Linked DNA regions of Homo sapiens: region 2 is linked to region 1. Evidence: chromatin loops called from intact Hi-C (ENCODE). Cell type or tissue: CD14-positive monocyte. All regions are shown on one strand. Links, peaks and the distances in the headings refer to the core of each region. The heading gives the core; the rest is flanking DNA. Region 1 has its middle 9.9 kb from the start of ADGRL1. Region 2 has its middle 58 kb from the start of LINC01842.

Region 1 (15,030 bases), core at 4,979-7,478:
CTGAGGCAGGAAAATCGCTTGAACCTGGGGGGTGGAGTGGGCTCTCACCAGACACCAAATCTGCTAGTGCCTTGATCTTGGACTTCCTGGCCTCCAGAACTGTAAGCAATACATTTCTACTGGCTGGGTGCAGTGGCTCACACATGTAATCCCTGCACTTTGGGAGGCCGAGGTGGGCAGATCACCTGAGGTCAGGAGTTCCAGACCAGCCTGGCCAACGTGGCAAAACCCCGTCTCTACTAAAAATACAAAAATTAGCCGGGTGTGGTGGCGGGCGCCTATAATCCCAGCTACTTGGGAGGTTGAGACAGGAGAATCGCTTGAACCCGGGAGACCGAGGTTGCAGCGAGCCGAGATCTCGTCACTACACTCCAGCCGGGGTGACAGAGCGAGACTCTGCCTCAAAAAAAAAAAAGAAAAAGAAAAAATTCTATTACAGTTGACCTTTGAACAACACGGGCTTGAGCCATAACTGCCTGAGTCCCCTTGTAAGTGGATGTTGTTCCGCCTCTGCCACCCCTGAGACAACCCCTCTTCTTCCTCTTCCTCCTCAGCCTATTCCATCGGAAGACTCGTGGATGAAGACGGTTATGGTAATCCACTTCCACTTCATGAACGGTAAATACATTTTCTCTTTCTCATGATTTTCATACCATTTCTTTTTTCTAGCTTACTTTATTCTAAGAATACTGTATGTAATATATAGAACATACAGAATACGAGTTCATGGATTGTTTATGTCATTGGTAAGGCTTTTGATCAACCATAGGCTATCAGTGGTTAAGTTTTTGGGAAGTCCAAAGTTATATGCAGGCCAGGTGCAGTGGCTCACGCCTATAATCCCAGCACTTTGTGAGGCTGAGGCAGGAGGATCACTTGAGCCGGGAGTTCAAGACCACATTGGGCAACATAGCGAAACCCTATCTCTACAAAAAATATGAAAGTTAGCTGGGTGTTGTGGTGTGCGCCTGTGGTCCCAGCTACTCGGGAGGCCTTAACTTTCTTCTTTTTTTTTTTTTTTTTTTTTTTGAGACGGAGTCTTGTTCTGTCGTCCAGGCTAGAATGCAGTGGCGCGATCTCGGCTCACTGCAAGCTCCGCCTCCCGGGTTCACACCATTCTCCTGCCTCAGCCTCCCGAGTAGCTGGGATTACAGGGCCCGCCATCACACCTGGCTAATTTTTGTACTTTTTGGTAGAGCAGAGTTTCACCATGTTGGCCAGGCTGGTCTCAAACTCCTGACCTCCAGTGATCTGCCCGCCTCAGCCTCCTAAAGTGCTGGGATTACAGGCATGAGCCACCGTGCCTGGCCTCCTTAATTTTCTTTGTCTCTCTTCACTCATTCAGTTTTTTATTTTATTTTATTATTTTTTGAGTGGAGTCCTGCTCTGTTGCCCAGGCTGGAGTGCAGTGGTGCAATCTTGGGTCATTGCAACCTCTGCCTCCAGGGTTCAAGCAATTCTCCTGCCTCAGCATCCCGAGTAGTTGGGATTACAGGCACCTGCAGCCACACCCAGCTAATTTTTGTATTTTTAGTAGAGACAGGGTTTCACTATTTTGGCTAGGCTGGTCTCAAACTCCTGAGGTCCGGTGATCTGCCTGCTTCAGCCTCCCAAAGTGCTAGGATTACAGGTGTTAGCCACTGCGCCCGGCCATCATTCAGTTTTTTGAAGCCAACGGAGACTCAGACCCTGCACCCCCAGCCGTGCCCCCAGAAGCCCGCTGTCTTCTCTCTTCCTTGCACCCACGGGAATGGCTCTCCCTCCAGGAGGGATGGGTAGGGGCAAATGCCACCCCGTCCGCCCTTTGTTACCAGGGAGGCCGAACCCACCTCTCTTCACACTGCAGAAGAACTCGGGTGAGCACCCCCACTTTCCCGCAAGCTCGCAGAGAGCATCCTCCGCCCACCCGGCAAGCACCACTTCATCATGCCACCGCCAGGGTGTCAGGCCGGGCGGGGCTGAGCGGTTGTCATTTCTCTAACTCGTCAGAACTCTGCACTTCCTTGACAGTTCGCTGGCTGGCCTCCGACCCGTAGCTGATTTCTTTCCAGGGCTGACAGGTTGGGTTAAGAGGGAGCGCTCCCCTGAGCCGAGACATACTTTCTTTTGCCTCCAAGTTGCGTCATCCCCCACCCTTCACCAAGAACGCCCACAACTCCTGGATGGTGCATTACCCTCCCACCCCCCCACCCCGTCCCCTTCCTTTCCCTCCATTCCCAAATGACGGCAGCCCTGGGGCCAAACTGGCCCCAGATGTGTTGTTTGGCCTGTGTGGTTAACTCCTTGTTTTTAAAAAATTCCTTTTTTAAAAAAAATTAAAAAAAAATTTTAAATTCCTTTTTGGAATAAAATTCACCTAACGTAACACTCGCCATTTTATTTTATATTATTTTTAGAAACAGAATCTCTCTCTGTTTCCCCGGGCTGGAGTGCAGTGGTGCAATCATAGCTCACTGCAACCTCAAACTCCTGGGGTCAAGCGATCCTCCCACCTCAGCCTTCCAAGTAGCTGGGATTACAGGCAGGCTCCATGTTGCCCAGCTAATTAAAAAAAATTTTCGCCGGGCACTGTGGCTCACGCCTGTAATCCCAGCACTTTGGGAGACTGAGGTGGGTGGATAACCTGAGGTCAGGAGTTCGAGACCAGCCTGGCCAACATGGTGAAACCCTGTCTCTACTAAAAATACAAAAATCAGCCAGGTGTAGTGGCACGCGCCTGTAATCCCAGCTACTTGGGAGGCTGAGGCAGGAGAATCGCTTGAACCTGGGAGGCAGAGGTTGCAACGAGCCAAGATCGCACCACTGCACTCCAGCCTGGGCAACAGAGCAAGACTCTGTCTCAAAAAAAAAAAAAAATTTTGTAGAGGTGGGGTCTTGCTATGTTGCCCAGGCTGGTCTCAAACTCCTGGGCTCAAGCAATCCTCCCACCTCTGCTTCTCAAAGTGTTAGGATTACAGGCATGAGCCACTGTGCCCAGCCAAGATTAATTGTACATTTTTTTGTTTTTGTTTTTTGAGACAGAGTCTTGCTGTGACACCCAGGCTGGAGTGCAGTGGTGCGATCTTTGCTCATTGCAACCTCTGCCTCCTGGGTTCAAGTGATTCTCTTGCCTCAGCCTCCTGAGTAGCTGGGACTAGAGGCGTGCACCACCATGCCTGGCTAATTTTTGTATATTTAGTAGAGATAGGGTTTCACCATATTGGCCAGAATGGTCTTGAACTCCTGACCTCAAGTGATCTGCCCGCCTCGGCCTCCCAAAGTGCTGGGATTACAGGCATGAGTCACTGTGCCTGGCCCCAATTGTACATTTTAAAATGTACAATTCACTGGACTTTTGTATACTCAAAGAGTTGTGCAACTATCACCTCTAATTACAGAACATTTCCATCACCCCCAAAAGAAGCCCTATCCCCACTAGCAGTCAATCTCCATTCCCCATCCCCCATCCCCTGGCAACCACCAATCTGTTTCTGTCCCTATGTGTTTACCTGTTTTGGGCATTTCATATAAAGGAAGTCATACACTATGTGACCCTCTGTGTCCGGCTTCTTTCCCTTTTCCAAATGTTTTCAAGGGTCATCCATGTTGTAGAGTTAATGTCTTTATTGTGAAACACATAAATCTTAGGAGCACAGGTCCGTGGATTTTTGAAATACATTTCACCCTTATCACTGTCACCTAGTTCAAGATCAAGAACAGTCCAGTCTCCCAGGAGGCTCCCTGGGCTACTTTCCAGGAAGTGGGCTGCCTCAAAACATCACCAAGCCAGTGGCTTTTTTTTTTTTTTTTTTTTTTTTTGAGACGTAGTCTTGCTCTGTTACCCAGGCTGGAGTGCAGTGGTGCTATCTTTCTTTGCTCACTGCAACCTCTGCCTCCTGGGTTCAAGCAATTCTCCTGCCTCAGCCTCCCACGTAGCTGGGACTATAAGCACACGCCACCATGTCTGGCTAATTTTTTTGTATTTTTAGTAGAGACAGGGTTTCACCATGTTGGCCAGGCTGGGCTTGAACTCCTGGCCTCAAGTGATCCACCCGCCTCGGCCTCCCAAAGTGCTGGGATTACAGGTGTGAGCCACTACACCCGGACCAGTGGCTCCCATCTGATGGTGATTATGCCCCTAACAACAGAAATTTGTCGCAACTGGGGGGTGCTGCTGGTACGTAATGGTTGGAGGCCAGGGATTCTGCTCAACGTCCTACAGTGCACAGGACAGCCCCCATCACGCAGGATCATTTAGCCACAAATGTCAATGAGGCCGAAGTAAGGAAACCCTGGGCTTCCCCAACTCTTTTCATAGGTTACTTCTGCCTGGCCTTGAACAACACAGAATGAAATCACTCGGGGTATTCTCTTTGTTATCTTGCTTCTCCTACTGAACATTATGTCTCTGGGATTCATCCATGCTGTGAATGCGTCAGTAGTATATTCTTTTTCATTGCTGCGTTATATTCCATTATAAGAATGTCCTCCCATTTCTTTTCCACTTGCCAGTCGATGGTCAACTTAAGGGGTGTCTGGTGTTTGGTGATCATGAATGAAGCTGCTAGGCACATCCATGGATATGTCTTTAGGTGACCCTAAGCTCCTGTTCCCACTGGGAATCAACCCAGGAATGGAATTGCTGGGTGGCAGCAATTTAACTTTAGTAGATCCCCATGGGATATTTAAAGCTCAGGGAATTTTGCGCAACAACCGTGATTTCTGGCTTCTCTTGAAGAAGCTATTTTGGCAACATTGAGCCTGAGTTCCCACGTGGTAGCGCACAGCTGGAGCTGAGTGGTAGCAAGCGGGTGCCTAAGGAAAAGGGGGGGTGGTGCAACTTCAGCTACCCTGTCCTTCACCACCGCCTCACACCTGCCCAATTTCTGCATTTTCATTCCCTGGTCAGCATTTGGCTTTGTGTCCCCTGAAATGAGCTCATGCAAGGTTAGGAGTCACCTTCTACCTTCCCGTGGCCATCACCTCTACCTCTCTGGGACCCACCTATAACCCCTCACTCCTATTCCCAACCCCCTTCCCAACCTATCTCCATTCCACAGAGCCTGCAAGCCCCCACATCCACCTTAATCCCAAACACAGGATCCCTTTAGACCTGGCAGGCATTTCTGGGTTGCCGCAGACCCCAACACTCCCTATCACACTATTGCAGCTTGGATCCTGCCGGCTTTTTTCTTGGTAACAGCCTCAGAGCCTCCATATGAGTGGTCCTCTCTGCCCAGATCACCATGAGGGGGACTGCTATTTAAAGCCAGCAGGTCCCTGCCTCAGTTTACCTGTCACTTCCCCAGGGCTGGGCAGCCTTCTTTGTGCCAGGACTGGCCAGTGCCGGGACTGGATCTGTCTCATTCATTGCTGTTTTCCCACCACTCAATTCATTACACAATGAATCCTGGCCCTGAGGCTTGAAGGAGAGAGAGGCAGAGTCAGTGCCAGGTTGAATAAGCCACTTACTGGCCACACGTTCTGCAAAAGCTAGCTGGTGAGCTTGCCAGGCACATCTCACTCCTCAAAGGAGAAGTCCCTCCCCGTTGCTGGTCTGAGGGATCTGGGTCTGAGAAATCCCTCTTCCTCCCCAGAACACACTGGCCAAGTCCAAGTCCAGCAAAGCTTAGGGCTTCTTCCCTGGGATCCTCAACCCCACAGGCCAATCCCACCCCTCAATCGTCCCGGTCTTTTCCATGCATGGTCTAAATTTCCTCCAGTGGAGCCACCAGGGCAAGGCCTTCCGCCTGCCAGACTTTCCCGGACTCCCCAGTTGATCACCCATCTTCCCGCACCTCCCTCAACTCTCCGCTCCTCTCTCCCTAACACCGGGCTGTCTCCTCACCTTCTCACACCTCCCAACCTCCCTACGCATTTTTCCCTTCCTTTAAGCAGCCCCCATCTCAAACACGCTCAGCTCTCTCCCTTCACCCCCACTTTGTCCCCTCACACCCCAACTCCCTGAGCACCTGGGGAGAAGGGGCGGGGCCCCCTCACCTGGCGGCCGCAGAGCAGCGGGGAAGCGGCCCCTAGCGGCCGGGGAAGGAAGCGCAGCCCAGCCGGGCTCCCCTTTCAGCTGGTGCCTAACTAGGAATCCGCCTCCACTTAAACGCCCGCCTGCTGCTCAGGCTGGAACCCGGCGGCTTCCGGGATTCTCGCTTTCCTCCACTCCCCCGCTTTCTCCTGAGCGCCTACTATGTTCCAGGATCGGTCCTAGGCTCCGGGTAGACAGCAGTGAACAAGAAACAAACATCTCTGGACTGGGGAGTTGGTATTCTAGTGAGGGAGACAGATAAATGAATGAAAACGAAACTAGGTCAGGATATGCTGTGGGGACCAGGAGTTCGAGACCAGCCTGGACAACATAGCGAGACCCCCCCCCCCCCCACATCTCTGGGACTGGAGAGAGATAAAGGGGAGAGGAGATCAAGGGAGTGAGGAGGGTGGGGGTGTTTGCAGTTTTCTTTTTTTTGAGACAGAGTCTTGCTCTGTCGCCCAGGCTGGAGTGCAGAGGTGTGATCTCGGCTCACTGCAACCTCCACCTCCCGGGTTCAAGCGACTCTTGTGCCTCAGCCTCCTAAGTAGCCGGGATTACAGGCATGCGCCACCACACCCAGCTAATTTTTGTGTTTTGTATTTTCTTTTCTTTTCTTTTTTTTTTTTTTTTTTTTGAGACGGAGTCTCGCTCTGTCGCTCAGGCTGGAGTGCAGTGGCGTGATCTCTGCTCACTGCAAGCTCCGCCTCCCGGGTTCACGCCATTCTCCTGCCTCAGCCTCCCTAGTAGCTGGGACTACAGGCACACACCACCACGCCTGGCTAATTTTTTGTATTTTTAGTAGAGACGGGGTTTCACCGTGTTAGCCAGGATGGTCTCGAGCTCCTGACCTCGTGATCTACCCGCCTCGGCCTCCCAAAGTGCTGGGATTACAGGCGTGAGCCAGCGCGCCCCGTCCTGTGTTTTGCATTTTCAATAGAGTGGTCAGGAAGTAACATGAGCAGAGTTCAAGGAGGGTGCAAAGTAAGGGGTCCTGTTGACTCTGCCCCTAAGACATGCCCAAAACCTAACGTTTCCCCCCAGCATCCTGTTCTGGGCCTCCATCACCTGCCTGTCACCTGGATGACAGTGGTGATCACCTCGCGAATCTCCTGGCTCCCTCTCAAATTGACTATATAATTTATTTATTTATTTATTTATTTATTTAGAGACCAGGTCTTGCTATGCTGCCCAGGCTGGTCTCGAACTCCTGGGCTCAAACGATCCTCCCGCCTTGACCTCCCAAAGTGCTGGGATTACAGGCATGAGTCACTGCGCCCGGCTGACCTGTATAATTAAAAAATAATAATAATCAATATATATATAATTGATTGTATATATTATATATATTATATATATTATATATAATTGATATATATAATATAATATATATTATATATTATACAATATATTATATATTATACATTATATAATATATATTATACATTATATATTATACATTATATATTATATATTATACAGTATATATTATACATTATATAATATATATTATATTATACTATATATTGTATATTATATTATATATTATATTATACTATATATAGTATAATATATTATATTATATATTATATTATACTATATATAGTATAATATATTATATTATATAATATATTATACTATATATAGTATAATATATTATATTATATATTATATTATACTATATATTGTATAATATATTATATTATATATTATATATTGTATAATATATTATATTATATATTATATATTGTATAATATATTATATTATATATTATATATTATAATATATTATATTATATATTATATATTATAATATATTATATTATATATTATATATTATAATATATAATATTATATATTATATATTATATATTATATATAATATTATATAATATAATATTATATATTATATATAATATTATATTATGTATTATATAATATATATTATATATTATATATTATATATTATATATTATATTATAATATATAATATTATAATATATAATATATAATATTATAATATATAATATTATATATTATAAAATATAATATTATATATTATTATATAATATATAATATTATATATTATAATATATAATATATAATATATAATATATATTATAATATATAATATATAATATATAATATATAATATTATATATATAATATATAATATTATATATATAATATATAATATTATATATTATATATATAATATATAATATTATATATATAATATATAATATATAATATTATATATTATATATATAATATATGATATATAATATTATGCAATATATAATATAATATATAATATTATATAATGTATAATATATAATGTATAATGTATAATATAATATATAATATTATACAATATATAATATAATATATATTATACAATATATAATATAATATATATTATATAATGTATAATATATAATATATAATATTATATAATGTATAATATATAATGTATAATGTATAATATATAATATTATATAATGTATAATATATAATATTATATAATATATAATATATTATATTATATAATATATAATATATTATATATTATATATATCAATTATATATAATATATATAATATATATAATATATATAATCAATTATATATATTGATTATTATTATTTTATTGATATTTATTGATAATATTATATCAATATTTTTTGATAATATTATATATAATATTATAATATATAATATTATATAATATATACAATATATAATAATAATCAATAAATTATATATATATATATATTTTAAGAGATAGGGGTATCGCTCGGTCACCCAGGCTGGAGTGCAGTGTTGCAGTCACAGCTCACTGCAGTCTCTAACTCCCAGGCTCAAGTGATCCTCCCACTTCAGCCTCCCAGGTAGCTGGGATTACAAGAGCACACCAGCATTCCTAGCATTTTCTTTCCTTCCTTCCTTCCTCCCTTCTTATCTTCCTTCCTTCCTTTTTTTTTTTTTTTGGCATCTCACTCTATTGCCCAGGCTGGACTGCAGTGGTGCGATCTCAGCTCACTGCAAACTCTGCCCCTGGGTTCAAGTGATTCTCCTGCCTCAGCCTCTGGAGTAGCTGGGACTACGGGCATGTGCCACCACGCCCAACTTTTTTTGTATTTTTAGTAGAGATGGGGTTCTCCATGTTGGCCAGGCTGGTCTCAAACTCCTGGCCTCAAGTGATTTGCCAGCCTCTACCTCCCAAAGTGCTGGGATTACAGGGGTAAGACACCGTGCCCCAGCCCCTAGCATTTTTTTTTTTTTTGAGGCAGAGTCTCACTCTGTTGCCCAGGTTGGAGTGCAGTGGCACAATCTCGGCTCACTGCAACCTCTGCCTCCTGGGTTCAAGCGATTCTCCTGCCTCAGCCTCCTGAGTAGCTGGGATTGCAGGCGCCCGCCACTACGCCCGGCTAATTTTTATAGTTTTAGTGGAGACGGTGTTTCACCATCTTGGCCAAGCTGGTCTTGAACTCCTGACCTCGTGATCCACCTACCTCGGCCTCCCAAAGTACTGGGATTACAGGCGTGAGCCACCGCGCCCGTCGGCCAGCATTTTTAATTGAGCTGAAATTCCCACAACAAAAAATTAACCACCAACCATTTTAAGGTGGACGATGTCGTGTCATGTCATAGTACATTCATCATGTCTAGTTCCAAGACGTTTTTCATCATCCCCTAAAGAAAACTCACACCTGTTAGCAGTCACTCCCCATTTCCTGCCTCATATAGTAATTCTGTGTTATTGAGGGAGCACTCATATAATCTTTTATTTATTTATTTATTTTTATTGATTGATTTGTTTTTTTGAGACAGAGTCTCGCTCTGTTGCCCAGGTTGGAGTGCAGTGACATGATCTTGGCTCACTGAAAGCTCCGCCTCCCCCGTTCACACTATTCTCCTGCCTCAGCCTCCCGAGTAGCTGGGACTACAGGTGCCCGCCACCACGCCCAGGTAATTTTTTGTATTTTTAGTAGAGATGGGGTTTCACTGTGTTAGCCAGGATGGTTTCGATCTCCTGACCTCATGATCCACCAGCCTCGGCCTCCCAAAGTGCTGGGATTACAGGCATGAGCCACCGTGCCTGGCCTATTTTATTTATTTTTACTTTAACGTTTTGTTTTAGAGACAGGGTTGGGAGGTTTTAGAGAGGATAGGTTGGGGGCGGGGAATAATTCCAACTGTGGTCTTTTTCTTTTCTCACCCTGTTGCCCAGGCTGGAGTGCAGTGGCTATTCACAGACGTGATTCCACTACTGATCAACACAGGAGTTTTGACCTGCTCTGTTTCCAACCTGGGCCAGTTGACTCTTCCTTAGGCAACCTGGTGGTCCCCTGCTCTTGGGGGGTCACCACATTGACGCCGATGGTCATGGCACACACCACCTCCCAGAAGTCCTAGGCTCAAGCCTGTGTGCGTGAATCCTCCTGCCTCAGCTAGGATACAGGATCACACCACCAAGCCCAGCCCTATAATCTTTTAAACATCCAAATAAGATCATGCCACCCACTTCTGAAAGCCCTCTTGGGGTTCCTAGTATCACTGGGAATATAATCTAGACCCTCTCCTGGCCTCCCACCATGCTAGCCTAGCCCTGGTGCCTTTCAAATAGTCCTGCCTAGCTAGGCGCAGTGGCTCACACCTGTAATGCTAGCATTTTGGGAGACCGAGGCGGGAGGATCGCTTGAGCCTGGGAGTTTGAGAACAGCCTGGGCAACATTGTGAAACCCTGTCTCTACAAAAATACAAAATTAGCCAGGCATGGTGGTGTATGCCTGTCGTCCCAGCTACTCAGGAGGCTGAGGCAGGAGACTTGCTTGAACATAGGAAACAGAGGTTGCAGTGAGCTGAGATTGAGTCACTACACTCCAGCCTGGACAACAGAGTGAGAAAAGAAAAAGACCACGGTTGGAATTATTCCCTGCCCCCACCCTATCCTCCCAGCCCAAATCTGGGACCCGGCTCAGAACCTAACTTTTTCTTTTTTTTTTTTTTTTTTAGACTGAGTCTTGCTCTGTCTCCAGGCTGGATTGCAGTGGTGCGATCTCGGCTCACCACAACCTCCAGCTCCCGGATTCAAGCGATTCTCCTGCCTCAGCCTCCCAAGTAGCTGGGATTACAGGCATGTGCCACCATGCCTGGCTAATTTTGTATTTTTAGTACAGACCGGGTTTCTCCATGTTTGTCAGGCTGGTCTCGAACTCCCAACCTCAGGTGATCTGCCCACCTCAGCCTCCCAAAGTAATGGGATTACAGACGTGAGCCACTGCGCCCGGCCTATAACTACATTTTTTAACTACTTGGGCATGTTCTGGAGCCTTCGTTGCCCCTTCTATAAGATGGGGAGAAAGTCCCCCACCCACAGAGTTACCATAAAGTATAAATGAGAGCATTCGTGTTCATTTGAGCCATTTCTCGGCCAGCCTGAACCTCTCCCCGGGCACCAACTTCATGCCTCCACTTGGACATATCAAACCAAAGGCTTGGATCTAACCTACAAAACTGCCTCCTCTCCATCCTCTCCATCCTTCCAGGGGCTCACTCAGCTCACACATTTTGACTTACCTCTTTCCCTCGTATCCCACTTCCAATCCATCTGCTCCACCTTCAAAATATACCCCCTGAGGATGGGCGCGGTGGCTCACGCCTGTAATCCCAGCACTTTGGGAGACTGAGGTGGGCAGATCACCTGAGGATGGGAGTTCAAGACCAGCCTGACCAACACGGAGAAACCCCGTCTCTACTAAAAATACAAAATTAGCCAGGCGTGGTGGTGTGTGCCTGTAATCCCAGCTACTCCGGAGGCTGAGGCAGGATAATGGCTTGAACCCCGGAGGTGGAGGTTGTGGTAAGCTGAGATCACACCATTGCACTCCAGCCTGGGCAACTGCGTCTCAAAAAAACAAAACAAAACAAAACAAAAAACAAACAACAAAAAAACCTGGCCGGGTGCAGTGGCTCATTTCTGTAATCCCAGCACTTTGGGAGGCTGAGGTGGGCAGATCATTTGAGGTCAGGAGTTCAAGACCAGCCTGGCCAACATGGTGAAACCGTTTCTACTGAAAAAAAAAAAAAAAAATCAAAAATTAGCCTGGCATGGAGGCGCATGCCTGTAATCCCAGCTACTTGGGAGGCTGAGGTAGGAGAATCAATTGAATCTGGGAGGCAGAAGTTGCAGTGAGTCGAGATCATGCTACTGCACTCCAGCCTGGATGACAGAGTGGGACTCCATCTCAAAAAAAAAAAAAAAAAGAACACAGTTGGAATTACTCCCTGCCCCCAACCTATCCTCCTAGCCCAATTCTGGGACCTCTTTATCTTGCCCTCCACTTGGCTTGGCAGTGGGGGTGGAACTGAATGGAGCTCAGAAATCGCCCAAGGTTGGCCGGCCACCATGGCTCACACCTGTAATCCCAGCCCTCTGGGAGACTTAGGAAGGAGGATCATTTGAGCCCGGGAGTTTGAGACCAGTCTGGGCAACATAGCAAGCTATGAAAAAAAAAAAAACAAAAATTAGCTGGGTGTGGTGGCTCGTGCAGTGAGCTGCAGTGAGGTATGATTTCATCACTGCACTCCAACCTGGGTGACAGAGAGAGACCCTGTCTCTAAAAATAAATAAAGAGGGCAGCGCGGTGGCTCACGCCTGTAATCCTAACATTTTGGGAGGCCGAGGTGGGCGGATCACTTGAGGTCAGGAGTTCGAGACCAGCCTAGCCAACATGGTGAAACCCTGTCCCTACTAAAAATACAAAAATTAGCCGGAAATCACTTGAACCCGGGAGAGGGAGGTTGCAGTGAGCAGAGATCGTGCCACTGCACTCCATCCTGGGCAACAGAGCGAGACTCCTCAAAATAAATAAATAAATACAAATATAAATAAATAAATACAAATATAAATAAATAAATAAAAGAAGTTGCCTAAGATGGGGGTACAGGGAGCCTCTGGAAAGGCCAGGGACACACAAAACTTCACCCACACCTCAAGGCTTGGATAGGTCCATCCTCCACTCCCTGGCACCTGCTGACTTTCCAGGGCTCATTCCATCACACATTCTGAGTCCATCTTCTCCATGATGAAGGGAGCGCCCAGAGAAGGCTCCCTGCCTTGTTCCCTGTGCACTGGAGGCGCATTCTCAATGCATCACACTGCACCTGACAGGTAAGAGCATATAAGGTGCGTGCTGTGTGTTTGAGGCGTAAATGGAAGGAATGAATACGTGCACCGAGCAGTGAAATGAACAGCAGGGTTGTGCATCCTATACCGAATGGGCTCTAGGAAAACAGGGGCTGGGGGCGCCTGGTGGACAGTGGCTGTCTGGCGTTGCCCTGACCTGTCCAGGAGCCTGAGGCAGGGCACCCGGGAACGAGGGCGCTGGGCCTGAGGCAAAGGGAAGCTGAGCACTGGGGTGAAGCAGAGCCTTCAGGACTGTGAGGCTGGGGGCCCAACCGAGGCAGTGGGCGCAATACATGGAAGGCACAGAGAGGGGACAGACAAGGCACAGGCGAGCCCAGCTGTGTCTGACGCTGGGATGCTGGAGGTGCTAGGCGTACAAAATGTGGAGTCCCAGATACGCAGGAGAGCACAGGGTGCCCTAGGCATAGGGCACCCTGGGCGTGCGGGTTCTCTAGCACAGGGTGCGCAGAAGATGGGGCGTCCAGGTGCAGGGTTCATAGAACATGGGGTACTCGAGGCGCGTGGCACCGTGGGCGTGGAGGTCCCGTGGGACGGAATACACAGAGCGTGGGGTGTCTCAGGAGCGGGGCTCATGGGGAGCCCAAGGCGCAAAGTGGGAGGCTGGAAGCGAGGAGCGCCCTGGGAGCAGGGTGTCCGAAGCGCGGGTACCGACCTGGGCAGCGCGGGGCACGCGGCGCGCGGGCGAGTCTGCGTGCGCGCGCGGACGCCTTGGTTCCCGGAGCCCGGTTGCTGGCGCGGCCTCCACTGCGGCTGCGCAGCCGAAGGCCTGAGGGGCGCCAGGGCTCTTTACGCGCCCCCCAGCCCCTCCGCACTCTTTGCCTCCTGAGCACGCCGCTCACAAGTCCAGGAGACATGGATCAGATGGAGGCTGGAGAGCCGATCCCAGCTGGGACCAGTGGGGTTTAGAGGGTCTAGAAAGGGGCGAGGGGCGGGGGTGAGGGGGGTTCCGGCTGGGGTTTTCCAAACTGAGCTGAGGGTGCCTTAAAGAATGTCGTTGCTTTCCCTCATGTAAGTAAAGGCCACTCCTTCTCGTAGCCTCTGGAGAGTGCAAGTTAGAACCACCTCCTAGGCTAGCTCTGTAGGGGGAAGTGGGTGGGCTGCTCAGGGCTGGAGGGTGGGGTGGGGACAAAGGCCTGGAGCAGGAGAACAAGGAGGTGACCAGCTTTTCCTGAGCGTCAAGTTCTGTTCCCTTTTCGGTACTGCTGGGTTTATAGAAAGCTGGCTGCCTGGAGTGCCCTCCATCTCAAAGCCTTCATGGGTCTTACTTGGTGCTGTCAATATCTCAAACTGGGAAATTGAGGCGTAGAGAGATGGGATGCCCTCCTCCATACCCAGTGGATCTGCAGTCAACCACAGATGGATGGGATCCGTTTTGCACTCACCAAATCCTACTTTATATTTGGTCCCCCAGATCCCGGTGTCCAACCTGGCCACCCAGATTCAAGGCTGGACAGCTTTGCAGCCATGAAATCCTGGGCATGAAGGAGGAACGAAAGTGACCCATCCCTCCATTTTGAAGTTCTCTGGGGCCAGATTTGCCTAGGTTCTGGCTTTCAAGAATCCCTTCCCCGTCGTGAAGAGACAGCTGTCCGTAGAAGGCGGTGGAGGGTGACAGGCTGCCACAGCAGTGGTGCGTGGTCACCCGGGCAGCCTGGAAGTCTGGTGTCCCTGCACTTCCTCCAGTTTAGCCACAGGGACGTGCTTCTAGGAAGGGATTCTTAGAGGCCAAGTTAATTCCCGTGCAGATATTCAATTCAGGCTTTCTTAGATACTCATTTTTCCCATCCAGATATGCCTCAAGT
Region 2 (15,030 bases), core at 6,735-9,234, 58 kb before region 1:
CAAAGGAAATCAGTATTCGGAAGAGCTATCTGCACTCCCAAGTTCTTTGCAGCACTATTCACAATAACAAGATATGGAAGCAACCTAAGTGTCCATCAATGAATGAATGGATAAAGAAAATGTGGTGCATATACACAATGGAGTACTGTTCAGCCTGATAAAAGAAGGAAATCTTGTCATTTGCAACAACGTGCATGAATCTGGAGGACATTATGCGAAGTAAACTAAGCCTGGCGCAGAAAGACAAATAGTTCATGATCTCACTTGTATGCAGAATCTAAAAAAAAAAAAGTCACATTCACCGAAGTAGAGAGTAGAACAGTCCTTACCAGAGTCTGGGGTCGCGGAAAACATGTTGCCCAAAGGATACAAAGTTTCCATTAGGAAGAGTAAGTCCTGGTGATCTATTGCACAGCAAGGTGGCTATAGCTAATCATAATGTATATTTTTTCTTTTTCTTTTTTTTTTTTTTTTTGAGACAGAGTCTCGTTCTGTTACCCAGGCTGGAGTGCAGTGGCACAATCTCGGCTCACTGCAACCTCCACCTCCCGGGTTCAAGCAATTCTCTGCCTCAGCCTCCTGAGGAGCTGGGACTACAGGCGCCCGCCACTACGCCTGGCTAATTTTTATATTTTTAGTAGAGACAGGGTTTCACCATCTTGGCCAGGCTGGTCTTGAACTCGTGACCTCGTGATCCACCTGCCTCGGCCTCCCAAAGTGCTGGGATTACAGGCGTGAGTGACTGTGCCCCACCCCATAATGTATTTTCAAACTTGTGAAATGAGTGGATTTTAAATGGTCTCACTATAGGGTCTGGTGCGGTAGCTCACATGTGTAATCCCAGCATTTTGGGAGGCTGAGATGGGAGGATCACTTTAGCCCAGGTGTTCAAAACCAGCCTGGGCAATATTTTACACACCCTGTCTCTAAAAAAACAAACTGTTCTCGCTACAAAGAAATAAGTATGTAAGGTGATGGATATGTTCATTAGCGCGATCTGCTTTATAATATATACAGTATTGAAACATCACATCATACTCCATAAACATATGCAATTACTTGTCAATTAAAAATTAGGGATCAGATGTGGTAGCTCACACCTGTAATCCCAGCACTTTGGGAGGCCAAGGCGGGTGGATCACTTGAGGTCAGGAGTTTGTGACCAGCCTGACCAACATGGTGAAATCCCAACTCTACTAAAAATATGAAATTAGCCAGGCGTGGTGGCACGTACCTGTAATCCCAGCTACTTGAGAGCCTGAAGCAGGAGAATCGCTTGAATCCAGGAGGGGGAAGTTGCAGTGAGCCAAGATTGTGCCATTGCACTCCAGCCTGGGCAACAGAGCAAGACTCTGTCAAAAAAAAAAGAAAAAGGCTGGGCATGGTGGCTCACGCCTGTAATCCCAGCAATTTGGGAGGCCAAGGCAGGCGGATCATAAGGTCAGGAGTTTGAGACCAGCCTGGCCAACATGGTGACACCTCGTCTCTACTAATAATACAAAAATTAGCTGGGTGTGGTGGTGTGCACCTGTAGTCCCAGCTACTCAGGAGTCTGAGGCAGGAGAATGGCGTGAACCTGGGAGGCAGAGGTTGCAGTAAGCCAAGATTACCTAGTGACAGAGCAAGACTCTGTCTCAAAAAAAAAAAAAAGAGAAAGAAAAGGAAGGAAGGAGAGAGGGAGGGAAGGAGAAAGAAAGAGAAAGGAAGGAAGGAAAGAAGGAAGGAATGAAGGAAAGGAATGAAGGAAAGGAAGGAAGGAAGGAAGGAAGGAAGGAAGGAAGGGCTGGGTGCAGTGGCTCACGCCTGTAATCCCAGCACTTTGGGAGGCCGAGGCGAGCGGATCACGAGGTCAGGAGATCGAGACCATCCTGGCTAACACGGTGAAACCCCGTCTCTACTAAAAATACAAAAAAATTAGCCGGGCGTGGTGGCAGGCGCCAGTAGTCCCAGTTCCTCAGGAGGCTGAGGCAGGAGAATGGCGTGAACCCGGAAGGCGGAGCTTGCAGTGAGCCAAGCTTGCAGTGAGCCGAGATCGCGCCACTGCACTCCAGCCTGGGCAACAGAGCGAGACTCCGTCTCAAAAAAAAAAAAAATAGAAAAGAAAAGAAAGAAAGGAAAGAAAGAGAGAAAGGGAGGGAGGGGGAGAGAGAAAGAGAAAGAGAGAAAGAAAGAGAAGAAAGAAAGAAAAGAAAAGAGATCTTCACTGTGGTCTGGCTTCTGTTGCTAGTCGTTGTGTCTCCCTGGTTGAAATGTCCATCTTAGCATCCCGTTACTCTATCGGCATTCAACTCTGGTAGTCACTGGTGTGACATTATTGCGTAAATGTTCCTGGCCAACAGAGAAGAGGAAAATTTGTAGAAGGGAAGAAAGAATGGATGAGGGAGCATGGGTGGAAAATTTAAGGGTGGTCTGAGCTATACCCAGGAAGCCTGGGATCGGGAAAACCCAACTCTCAGTGCCCTTGGGGCTGAGAGCAACATAAGGTTTAGCAGCCTTAGTAATTTCTTTAAAATCTAAACTGGGGCCGGGGGCAGTGGCTCATGCCTGTAATCCCAGCACTTTGAGAGGCTGAGGTGGGTGGATCATCTGAGATCAGGAGTTCGAGACCAGCCTGGCCAATGTGGCGAAACTCCATCTCTACTAAAAATACAAAAATTAGCTGGGCATGGTGGCGGGCGCCTGTAATCCCAGCTACTTGGGAGGCTGAGGCAGGGATAATTGCTTGAACCCAGGAGATAGAGGTTGCAGTGAGCCGAGATGGTGCCACTACATTCCAGCCTGGGCAACAGAGCAAGACTCCATCTTAAAAAACAAAATCTAAATTGGACCAGGCATGTTGGCTCACACCTGCAATCCCAGCACTTTGGGAGGCCAAGGAGACCAGCCTGGACAACACAACAAGACCCCACCTCTACAAAAAACTTTAGAATTTGCCAGGCGTGGTGGCACATGCCTATAGTTCCACCTGCTTGGGAGGCTGAGGTGGGAGGATCGCTTGAGCCTAGGGAGGTCAAAACTGTAGTGAGCCATGATTGTGCCCCTACACGCTAGCCTGGGCAAGAGAGCGAGACCCTGATTCTATATTAATTCCTTGAGCCACTGTGATTTTGATTTTTGTCCCAGCAGCCAACAAAGAAAAAGGCTTCCTTCATTGACTTCTGTGGGGATTCAATGACGTCGTACACATAAAGCACTTAGCATATGCCTGGTACATGGTAGGTGCTCACTAAATGTTCATTATTCCCACCCCCCATTTTGGTTTTGGGAAGGAGATGCCTTTGGTCTCCAGACTGGCTTCTCAGGGGTATCCCTAAGGTGTATTAGGAAGTTAGGACATGTGGCTTCTATGCAGGTCATTCTCTATTCCTGTTACCTACCCCAGGTTCCATCAATCTGCAGTCCAATCCTGTTTTTTGGTGTTTTTTTTTTTTCTTTTTTTTGAGACAGAGTCTTGCTCTGTCTCCCAGGCTGGAGTGCAGTGGAGTGATCTCAGCTCACTGCAACCTCCGCCTCCCAGGTTCAAGCAATTCTCCTATCTCTGCCTCCCACAGTGCTGAGATTACAGGCATGAGCCACTGCGTCCGGCCAACCATCCTGTTCTATGTCCTGAGAGCTGACCTCTAGGCCCACACCACTGGGCTCCATTGCCCTCTGCTTTGGGGTTGGATTCAGCCAAAAGGAGGTACTGGTGGGAGGGAAAAAGCCTGGGCGTTCCCCTGCAGCTTCACCCCCTCAAGAGCAGATCTGCTTCTTCCAAAGGGAACCTCTTTTCTTTCTTCAGTCACATCCATTTTTTTTCTTTTTTTTTGAGACAGAGTCTCACTCCATCACCCAGGCTGGAGTGCAGTGGCGCGATCTCAGCTCACTGCAACCTCCACCTCCCGGGTTCAAGCAATTCTCCTGCCTCAGTCTCCTGAGCGGCTGGGACTATAGACAAGGCATGTGCTACCATGCCTGGCTAATTTTCTGTATTTTTAGTAGAGACGGTGTTTCATCCTGTTGGCCAGGCTAGTCTTGAACAGGACCTCACATGATCCACCCGCCTTGGCCTCCCAAAGTACTGGTGTGTCCAGAATCAGTGGGTTCTTGGTCTCACTGACTTCAAGAACGAAGCCGCAGACCCTTGCAGTATTACAGTTCTTAAAGGTGGTGTGTCGGGAGTTTGTTCCTTCTGATGTTCGGATGTGTTTGGAATTTCTTCTTTCTGGCGGGCTGGTGGTCCCGCTGGCTTCGGCAGTGAAGCTGCAGACCTTCACGGCGAGTGTTGCAGCTCTTAAGGCAGCACGTCTGTAGTTGTTCATTCCTCCCGGTGGGTTCCTGGTCTCACTGGCCTCAGGAGTGAAGCTGTAGACCTTCGCGGTGAGTGTCACAGCTCATAAACGCAATGCAGACCCAAAGAGTGTGCAGCAGTAAGATTTATTGCAAAGAGCAAAAGAACAAAACTTCCACACCATGGACGGGAATGGGAGCAGGTTGGCACTGCTAGCTCGGGCAGCCTGCTTTTATTCCCTTATCTGGCCCCACCCACATCCTGCTGATTGGTCCGTTTTACAGAGAGCTGATTGGTCCATTTTGACAGGGTGCCAATTAGTGCGTTTACAATCCCTGAGCTAGGCACAAAAGTTCTCCAAGTCCCCACTAGATTAGCCAGACACAGAGCACTGATTGGTGCATTTACAAACCTTGAGCTAGACAGAGAGTGCTGATTGGTGTATTTACAATCCCTTAGCTAGACACTAAAGGTTCTCCAAGTCCCCACCATATTAGCTAGATACAGAGTGCAAACCTTGAGCTAGACACAGAGTGCTGATTGGTGTATTTACAAATCTTGAGCTAGACACAGAGTGCTAATTGGTGCATTTACAAGCCTTGAGCTAGACAGAGTGCTGATTGGTATATTTACAATCCCTTAGCTAGACATAAAGGTTCTCCAAGTCCCACTGGACTCAGGAGTCCAGCTGGCTTCACATAGTGGATCCCGCACCAGGGCAGCAGGTGGAGCTGCCTGCCAGTCCCGCGCTGTGCGCCCGCACTTCTCAGCTCTTGGGTGGTCGGTGGGACCCGGCGCCGCGGAGCAGGGGGCGGCGCTGGTAGGGGAGGCTCAGGCCGCACAAGAGGCCATGGCGTTGGGGGAAGGCTCAAGCATGGCAGGCTGCAGATCCCGAGCCCTGCCCGGCGGGGAGGTAGCTGAGGCCCAGCGAGAATTCGAGCACAGCGCCGGGACCCGGCGAACCCTCCGCAGCTGCTGGCCCGGGTGCCAAGCCCCTCACTGCCCAGGGCCGGCAGCGCCAGCCTGCTGCTCCGAGTGCGGGGCCACGGAGCCCACACCCACCTGGAACTCACGCTGGCCTGCAAGTGCAGCGGGCAGCCCTGGTTTCCACCAGTCCGCACCTCCCCACAAGCTGAGGGAGCTGGCTCCGGCCTCAGCCAACCCAGAGAGGGGTTCCCACATTGCAGCCGCAGGCTGAAGGGCCCCTCAAGCGCGGCTAGAGTGGGCGCCTGAGGCCCAGGAGGCGCCGAGAGCGAGCGAGGGCTGCGAGGGCTGCCAGCACACTGTCACCTCTCACTGGGATTACAGGCTTGAGCCACCATGGCCGGCGGACATCCTCTTCTTAAATGCCCCTCCACTAAACCCTTTGAGGCCACCCCACGTGCTTCCCTCCAGCCCCAAACCCGCCAGCAACCCCAGGCACAGGGCCTGGCCCGGTTTCTTGCAAAACTTTCTGAACCCGCTCTGACTACTAAGTGGTTAAAAATATCCACTCCACCCAGGCAATTTTGCTAAGCTTATGTCAGGGGGAGAAAGGGAGACTCCGGAGAGCTCACAAATGAAGCAAATTGCTGAAAATCGGATTTTTACTGTCTTATCTCGGAGCCACATGAGAGGAGAGGAGATTGCAATTTCTGCGGGAACTTTCTCACATCCCCGAGTTTGAAGAGAGCAAGTGGCAGGGGAGGAGGTGCAGAGAGAAGGCTGGGAGAGGGAACCAGAAGAGAAGAGAGAGGTGTGAGAAGGAAAAAGCAAGTAGAGGCTGGGAGCGGTGGCTCACGCCTGTAATCCCAGCACTTTGGGAGGCTGAGGTGGGCGGATCACTTGAGGTCAGGAGTTCAAGACCAGCCTGACCAACATGGTGAAACCCTGTCTCTACTAAAAATACAAAAATTAGCTGGGTATGATTGCGTGCGCCTGTAGTCCCAACTACTTGGGAGGCTGAGGTGGGAGAATCGTTTGAACATGGGAGGCAGAGGTTGCAATGAGCCAAGATCACACCACTGCACTCCAGTCTGAGTGACAGAATGAGACTCTCTCTCAAAAAAAAAAAAAAAAAAAAAGCAAGAAGACAGAGGGGGAGGAAAGAATACACAAGAGAAAAGGAAAACAGCCACGTGAGACATTAAGGCAGAACTGAGAAAGGTAGCTGGGTGCAGTGGCTCATGCTTATAATCCCAGCACTTTGGGAGGCTGAGGAGGGAGGATTGCTTGAGGCCAGGAGTTCGAGACCAGCCTGACCAACATGGCAAGACCCCATTTCCACTAAAAAGAAAGAAAAGGGCCAGACACAGTGGCTCACACCTGTAATCCCAGCACTTTGGGAGGTTGAGGCAGCCAGATCACCTGAGGTCAGTATTACATGCGTCCATATGACGAGACCACCAAACAGGCTTTCTGTAAGCAATAAAGCTTTTTAATCACCTGGGTGCAGGCGGACTGAGTCCAAAAAAGGAGTCAGCAAAGGGGTGGGGCAGTTTTATAGGATTTGGGTAGGTAGTGGAAAATTACAGTTAAACGGGGTTTTCTCTTGTGGGCAGGGGCGGGGGTCACAAGGTGCTCGGTGGGGAGCTCCTGAGACTCATTGTCCAGGAGAAGGAATGTCACAAAGTCAATTGATCAGTTAGGGTGGGGCAGGAACAAATCACAATGGTGGAATGTCATCCACCATTAGCCAGTTAAGGCAGGAATTGACTATTTCACTTTTTTTGTGGTTCTTCAGTTGCTTCAGGCCGTCTGGATGTATACGTGCAGGTCACAGGGGTTATGATGGCTTAGCTTGGGCTCAGAGTCCTGACAGTAAGGAGTTTCAGACCAGCCTGGCTAACATGGTGAAACCCTGTCTCTACTAAAAGTACAAAAATTAACCGGGCTTGGTGGCAGGCACCTGTTATCCCAGCTACTCAGGAGGCTGAGGCAGGAGAATAGCTTGAACCCGGGAGGTGAAGGTTGCAGTGAGCTGAGAACACACTACTGCACTCCAGCCTGGGCAACACAGTGAGACTCTGTCTCAAAAAAAAAAAAAAAAGAAAGAAAGAAAAGGGCTGGGCGCAGTAGCTTACACCTGTATTCCCAGCACTTTGGGAGGCCAAGGTGGGCGGATCACCTGAGGTTAGGAGTTCGAGACCAGCCTGGTCAACATGTCAAAACCCTATCTCTACTAAGAGTACAAAAATTAGCTGAGCGTGGTGGTGGGCGCTTGTAATCCCAGCTACTCAGGAGGCTGAGGCAGGAGAACAGCTTGAATCCAGGAGGCAGACGTTGCAGTGAGCCAAGATCACGAAACTGCACTCCAGCCTGGGTGATAAGAGCGAGACTCTTTCTCAGAAAAAAGGAAAAGGAAGGGAGGGAGGGAGGGAAGGGAAGGGAAGGAGAGAGGGGGAAGAAAGAGAAAAAGAAAGAGAGAAAGAAAAGAAAGAAAGAGAAAGAGAAAAAAGAAAAGAGAGAGAAAAGAAAGGAAAGATGTGGGGATTACTGGGGGGTTTTGGATCCTGTGACTCCAGCCAAAAGCACCTGCAGGAGCTGTCCCACTTTCAAAGTCCCTTGGCCCATGACATGCAATTTTAATTGCAGAGCAAGCTCGTGCAGTTAAGTAGGGGCCTCTCACCCCATTTTACAGAGGACAAAATGGAGCCTTAGAGAAAGAACACTGACATGTTTGACTGTGTCTCCACCCAAATCGCATCTAGAATTGTAATCCCCACGTGTCGAGGGGAGGGACCTGGTGGGAGGAGATTGGATCACGGGAGCATTTCCCCCTTGCTATTCTCGTGACAATGAGTTCTCACCAGATCTGGTTGTTTGATAAGCGTCTGGCACTTCCTCTCTCTCTCTCTCTCTCTCTCTCTCTCTCTCTCTCTCTCTCTCTCTCTCTCTCTCTCTCCTCTCTCTCTCTCTCTCTCTCTCTCTCTCTCTCCCCTGCCTCCATGTACGATGTGCCTTGCTTTCCCTTCACTTTTTGTCATGATTGTAAGTTTCCTGAGGCCCCATCAGCCATGCGGAACTGTGAGTCAATTAAACCTTTTTTCTTCATAAATTACTCACTCTCACATAGTTCTTTATAGCGGTGTGAAAACAGACTAATACAGACATGTTTGCTCCAAGATCCTAGAACTAACTTATTCATTGTGGGAATGACCAAATGAAGTCAAGAGCAGAGGATGGAAAACTTTTTCCATCAAGGATCAGAATCTAAATATTTCTGTCTTTGCAGGCCACATGTTCTCGCTCTCTTTTTTTTTTTTTTTTTTTTTTGAGACGGAGTGTCACTCTTGTCACCCAGGCTGGAGTGCAATGGTGTGATCTCAGCTCACTTGCAACCTCTGCCTCCCAGGCTCAAGTGATCCTCCCGCCTCAGCCTCCAAAGTAGCTGGGATTACAGGCATGTGCCACCACACCCTGCTAATTTTTTGTATTTTTAGTAGAGATGGGCTTTCACCGTGTTGCCCAGGCTGGTCTCGAACTCCTGAGCTCAAGCGATCCGCCTGCCTTGGCCTCCCAAAGTACTGGGATTACAGGTGTGAGCCACCACGACGATCTGATGCTCCTCATTTATAGAATCCACCCTGTAACCCTCCTGGCAACAGAATCTTAGACAAGGAGTAGTTGCCAGAATTCCAGCCCCTGAAATACACAGGAAAACAAGATGTAGATAGGCTAACAGATAATCCAACACATTCAAAAAGGTGACAAATGGCAGTGTTGGCCACAGGGTTCGAAACATGCTAGAAGGAGGAATTGGAAGTGTTTTGGGCCATGGTGGAAATCCAACTCCATTCCAGATGTCCAACACAGCTTCCTTGTTCCATGAGGTCATTGCCTCCCAGTGTCTCTTTGGTTGCGTTCCTCCCCACAAAGCAATAAAAGTTGGATGACAAAGTTGAGCCCTGGTGAATGAAGGGGATATTAAAAATAAAGAATGGAGAATTGTTGGTAATAAAAGGAAATGAGCAGGACGGGGCGCTGCGGCTCACGCCTGTAATCCCAGCACTTTGAGAGGCTGAGGCAGGAGGATTGCTTGAGCCCAGGAGTTTTGAGACCAGCCTGGGCAACATAGTGAGACCCCCATCTCTACAAGCAGTAAAAAAAAAAAAATATTAGCCAGGCATGGTGGTGTGCACCTGTGGTCCCGGCTACTCTGGAGGCCGAGGATGGCTTGAGCCCAAGAGTTTGAGGCTGCAGTGAGCTATGATTGCCCCACTGCATTCCAGCCTGGAGGACAGTGAAATCTCATCTCAGAAAAAAAAAGAATAGCCAAGCATGGCGGCTCACACCTGTAATCCTAGCATTTTGGGAGGCCGAGGTGGGCATATCACCTGAGGTCAGGAGTTTGAGACTAGCCTGGCCAAAATGGTCAAACCCCGTCTCTACTGAAATACAAACAAATTAGCGGGGCGTAGTGGCACATTCCTGTAGTCCCAGCTACTCGGGAGGCTGAGGCAGGAGAATCGCTTGAATCCTGGAGGCGGAGGTTGCAGTGAACCGAGATTGCGCCACTGCACTCTAGCCTAGGTGACAAAGCGAGGCTCCATCTCAAAAAAAAAGAGAGAGAGAACGTGATGATTCTGTGATCTCTAATGAACAGAAATGAGCTGACTCCTTGAGCTGCCAGGGATGTACTAGGCATTGATTTCCAGCCTCTATGGCTGCAAGCTATGAACCCTTCATGACCTCACCTAGGTTTGTATGCAAACTGGGCCTCTGTTGTGAAACTGAGGTCAGGGTGATGGGGGTTCAGATACTTCCAAGTCACCACCACAGAAGCGGCAAACACAATAGTTGTCAATGCTTTTGGACACGCCTCCATCTGTCTCCTGCCCAGAGGAGAAAATTATCTGGGCATGGTGGCATGTGCCTGTTTCACCAGCTATGAAGTGGAGATACAATATGTAATAGTCAGATAACCTAAGTTATGCTACGTAACAAACGATCCCATACAAGGCCAGATTGTTGAACTGAAAGAGGCTGTATTTCCAGATTCAGGACATGCTGCCTGCCAATAATTTGGGAAGTAGGGCTATAAAACACACTTGATTATGGGAGGGCAGTCCTGGTTCTGTAGCAGGTCAGGGTGGTGGGGGTAGATATTTGCAAGTCCCCACTGCAGAGGCAGCAAACACACAGATGTTAATGCTTTCGCACACACCCCCATCTGTCTCTTGCTCAGAGCCCAGCTAGGAGACAGCACAGCTCCAAACCCACCCTCTCCCTGGGTCCAATCTCCTAATCTGGAAAACTCTCTTCTTTCCTTCCCTCTCCCCTGCCCCCACATTCCTTCAGAGCTGGAGGTTAATAAACTCATCACTGCTGAGCAGGGAACACGTCTGCAGAGGTTTTAATTACAGCAGAAAATTGGTCCAATTGGTATTTAATGTAGAATAAGTGTCGCGTTAACTGGTCAGGGCGGGAGGAGTGGAGGTTTGCCTGTAAGTGTCCTGAGCCCTGTCTGGCTGGTCCTCCCTGGGAGCTTCTGAGTGCAGAGGGGACTCAGAGACCCCGGGAAGTGACAGGAGGCAGCCCAAGGGATGAAGAGGTGAGAAGACATTTCTGAAACCTCAGCTCCGGGCTCTCCTCAGGACCCAGGAGTCTAATGGCTCAGCTCTCTGGCTTGAGGATTTTTCTCCCTGTAGCAAACAATTGTTCTCCAGCCCTTAGGAGGAAGTGTTAGGGCTCATGTGATCAGAGTGTAGGCAGAGCAGGGGATTGGCAAGGAGATCAGAGGGGATTGGAGGTGTAAGGCTGAAGGAACTAAAGGGTCCAGGTGGGTGTTAGAGGGAGGAGGATGTTACTCAATCCTCTTGTCCAGCCTCCTAGATCTCCCCCAGGGGAGATGCTAGAGAGAAACCAACCAAGAGAGCCAGTGCTCAAGAGGGAAAGAAACAAGAAGCCAAAAATGATCAGGGGTGGCAGGGCGAGATGGCTCATGCCTGTAATCCCAGCACTTTGGGAGGCTGAGGCAGGTGGATCAACTGAGGTCAGGAATTCGAGACCAGCCTGGCTAACATGGTGAAGCCCTGTCTTGGCCGGGCATGGTGGCTCACACCTGTAATCCCAGCACTTTGGGAGCCTGAGGCAGGCGGATCACGAGGTCGAGACCATCCTGGCTAACACGGTGAAACCCCGTCTCTACTAAAAATAGAAAAAAAAAATTAGCTGGGCGTGGTAGCGGACGCCTGTAGTCCCAGCTACTTAGGAGGCTGAGGCAGGAGAATGGCGTGAACCTGGGAGTTGGAGCTTGCAGTGAGCCAAGATCGTGCCACTGCACTCCAGCCTGGGTGACAGAGCGAGACTCCGTCTCACAAAAAAAGAAAAAAAGAAAAGAAAAAAGAAACCCCATCTCTACTAAAAATACAAAAATTAGCCAGGCGTGGTGGCTCATGCCTATAGTCCCAGCTACTCAGGAGCCTGAGGCAGGAGAATTGCTGGAACCCAGGAGGTGGATGGAGGTTGCAGTGAGCTGAGATCACGCCACTGCACTCCAGCCTGGGCCACAGGGCGAGAAACCATCTCAAAAAAAAAAAAAAATTATCAGAGGCAACAGGACAGCAAAGGCCAACCTCATCCAGAATCTGTTGCAGTTTGTGAATTTTCCATATGTTTAGGGACCCCCCCCGCCACCGAAGATAACAGTTTAGAAACAACAGCAGACCAGGCCTGGTGGCTCATGCCTGTAATCCTAACACTTTGGGAGGCTGAGGCTGGAGGATCGCTTGAGGCCAGGAGTTTGAGACCAGCCTGGGCAACATAGTGAGACTTAGTTTCTACAAAAAAAAAAAAAAAAAAAGAAAGCCAGGGGTGGTGGTGCATGCCTGTAGTCCTAGCTACTTCAGAGGGTGAGGTGAGAGGAATTGCTTGAACCCGGAAGTCTGAGGCCGCAGTGAGCCATGATCACACCACTGCACTCCAGCCTCAGTGATAGAGCAAGACTCTGTCTCTAAAAATAAAAAAAAAGGTTTGAGGCTGCAGTGAGCTGTGATAATACCACTGCACTCCAGCCTGAGTGATAGAGCAAGACTCTGTCTCTAAAAATAGAAAAAGAGGTTGGGTGTAGTGGCTCATGCCTGTAATCCCAGCACTTTGTGAGGCTGAGGTATGTAGATCACCTGAGATCAGGAGTTTGAGACCAGCCTGGCCAACATGGTGAAACCCCATCTACTAAAAATACAAAAATTAGCCGGGCATGATCTCCGCCTGTAATCCCAGCTACTTGGGAGGCTGAGGCAAGAGAATCATTTGAACCCGAGAGGCAGAGGCTCCAGTGAGCCAAGATCGTGCCACTGCACTCCAGCCTGGGTGACAGAGTGAGACTCCTCAAAAAAAAAAAAAAAAAAAAAAAAAGCCGGGGCCGGGCACGGTGGCTAACGCCTGTAATCCCAGCACTTTGGGAGGCCGAGGCGGGCAGATTACCTGAGCTCAAGAGTTCGTGACCAGCCTGGGTAACACGGTGAAACCCCGTCTCTACTAAAATACAAAAAAAAAAAAAAAAAAAAAAAAAAAAGCCAGGCGTAGCTTCGTGCACCTGTAGTCCCAGCTACTCAGGAGTCTGAGGCTGGAGAATTGCTTGAACCTGAGAGGCGGAGGTCGCAGTGAGCCAAGATCGTGCCACTGCACTCCAGCCTGGCCGACAGAGTGAGACTCCGTCTCAAAAAAAAAAAAAAAAAAAAAAAAAAAGCCAGGCATGGTGGCTCATGCCTGTAATCCCAGCACTTTGGGAGGCCGAGGTGGGAGGATCACCTGAGTTCGGGAGTTTGAGACCAGCCTGACCAACATGGAGAAATCCCATCTCTACTAAAAATACAAAATGAGCTGGGCGTGGTGGCACATGCCTGTAATCCCAGCTACTGGGGAGGCTGAGGCAGGAGAATCGCTTGAACCTGGGAGGCAAAGGTTGCGGTGAGCTGAGATCGCGCCATTACACTCCAGCCTGGGCAACAAGAGTGAAACTCCGCCAAGAAAGGAAGAAAGAGAGAAAGAGAGAGAGAGAGAGAAAAAGAGAGAGAGAGAGAAACAGAGAAAGAGAAAAAAAGAAAAAGAAAGAAAAGGAAAGAAAGAGAAAGAAAGAAAGAAGGAAAGAAAGAAAAAGAAAGCAAGCAAGCAGAGACTTTAGAGTCAGACTGTCCGGATTCTAACCTTGACTCTATCACTTTGTCACTTACTAGCTGGGTGACCAAGAACAGTGATTAACCTGTCTATGCCTCAGTTTCTTCACCTGTAAAAAGGGGTGTGTAATTTGTAATGGTTAGGATAGGCTAGGTCATGCTGCAGAAACAAACTAGCCCAAGAACCTTAAAACTACAACGTTTATTCCTCACCCAGGCTTCATGTCCATTTTGGGTCGTTGCAAGGAGGTTCTGCTCATCATAGTCTCCGATGGAACAGCCACATTCTGGAACATTATGAAACATTGCTTGCTGTCACGCTGGAAGGAAGTAAGAGCTTTGGGGGATCTCACACAGGCAATTAAATGCTGTAGTTTGGGAATAATGCCTGTCAATTTCACTCACAGCTCATTGGTTAGAGCTAGTCACATGACCTCATCCAACACAAGGTGGGCATGAAGTGCAGCTACTGTAACCAAAATGTGGGTTAGTCACTTGCCAGCTTGCGAAGTCCAATTAACGAGAGCTAGGTCTGGTCTAAAGAAAGTGATTTATTCCAAAACTAGCTTAGGGGAAGAAGCACAGGCGTCCCACCTTCAAACATACTGCTTCCGTTTTGGAGCAGAAAGCCAGCACTTTAAAAGGCAGGGGAAAAAGTAGGGTGGGGGGCGCATGTTAGCTCTGGTGCCTTATCTACTGGGCGGTTGAGCTAGGGGCTGCTGGCACCTTTGTGGACAGGACTAGGCCAAAATCTCCCCAGGTGGGAGTTTTTCGAGGTAGTCTCCCGATGGAGGGAGTTTCGTAGATTTGGCTGTTACCTCTTGAGGCAACCTCCTGATGGGTGAGAGTTCTGCAGCAGGCATGCTTTGGTCTCTAAATCAACTGTCAACTCTTGAGGAGTTTAATGAACTTGCCCTGTAGGGAGTGTCTGGTGAATCAAGGGGGCGTTGGGGGAGGAAGGAGTAAAAGGTTATATTTGGGGTTTTTTGTTCGTTTTTGTTTGTTCGTTTGTTTGTTTCTTTTTTTGAGACAAAACCTCGCTCTGTAGCCCAGGCTAGAGTGCGGTGACGTGATGTCGGCTCACTGCAACCTCCGCCTCCCGGGTTCAAGCGATTCTCCTGCCTCAGCCTCCCGAATGGCTGGAATTACAGGCGCGTGCCACTGTGAGACGGGGTTTCACCATGTTGGCCAGGCTGGTCGTGAACTCCCGACCTCAGGTAATTTTCCCACCTCGGCCTCCCAAAATGCTAGGATTACAGGAGTGAGCTACCACGCCCGGCCTATATTTGTATTTCTAAAGGGCTGAGTAGGAAGTGGGGAACCAGGGAATGACAAAAGAGGAGAGAGAGAGAAAAAATAAACCATATCTTAGAAAAATGGGGGTGGCTGTTTGCAGTGGCTCATGCCTGTAATCCTACCACTTTGGGAGGCTGAGGAAAGTAGAAGGCTTGAGCTCAGGAGTTCAAGACCAGCGTGGGCAACATAATGAGACCCTATCGCTACAAAAAATTAGCCGGGCATGATGGAACACGCCTGTAGTCCCAGCTACTTAGGAGGCTGAGGTGGGAGGATCACCTGAGCCTGGGTGATAGAGGCTGCACTGAAGTGAACCATGATCATGATTGTGCCACTGCACTTCAGCCTGGGTGACAGAGTGAGACC

What was found. A loop is a pair of places that touch in the nucleus more often than their neighbours do. Peaks named below come from ENCODE experiments on the same cell type or tissue, not always from the same donor. Only the 100,000 strongest peaks of a DNase experiment are listed, where the experiment ranks them.
Region 2: it touches region 1 in a loop (2.0-fold over the local background); 14 of 110 quality-filtered maps call a loop at or near these places.

Annotation. Positions count from the first base shown.
Region 1 is chr19:14,208,523-14,223,552 of GRCh38, reverse strand. It overlaps the pseudogene RN7SL231P. Among named protein-coding and RNA genes, the nearest start is that of ADGRL1, 9.9 kb to the right of the region's middle. RefSeq lists enhancers at 1,975-2,034, 2,045-2,124, 1,781-2,304, 13,429-13,928 and silencers at 5,992-6,101, 6,003-6,313. In CD14-positive monocyte, for the core only: CTCF peaks have their summits at 5,808 and 6,008 (motif pointing left); a DNase peak (open chromatin) is centred at 6,022; H3K4me3 peaks cover 638 bases.
Region 2 is chr19:14,267,989-14,283,018 of GRCh38, reverse strand. No RefSeq gene overlaps it. Among named protein-coding and RNA genes, the nearest start is that of LINC01842, 58 kb to the left of the region's middle. RefSeq lists a silencer at 4,808-5,102. In CD14-positive monocyte, for the core only: no CTCF peak of the experiment used is centred there; a DNase peak (open chromatin) is centred at 8,008.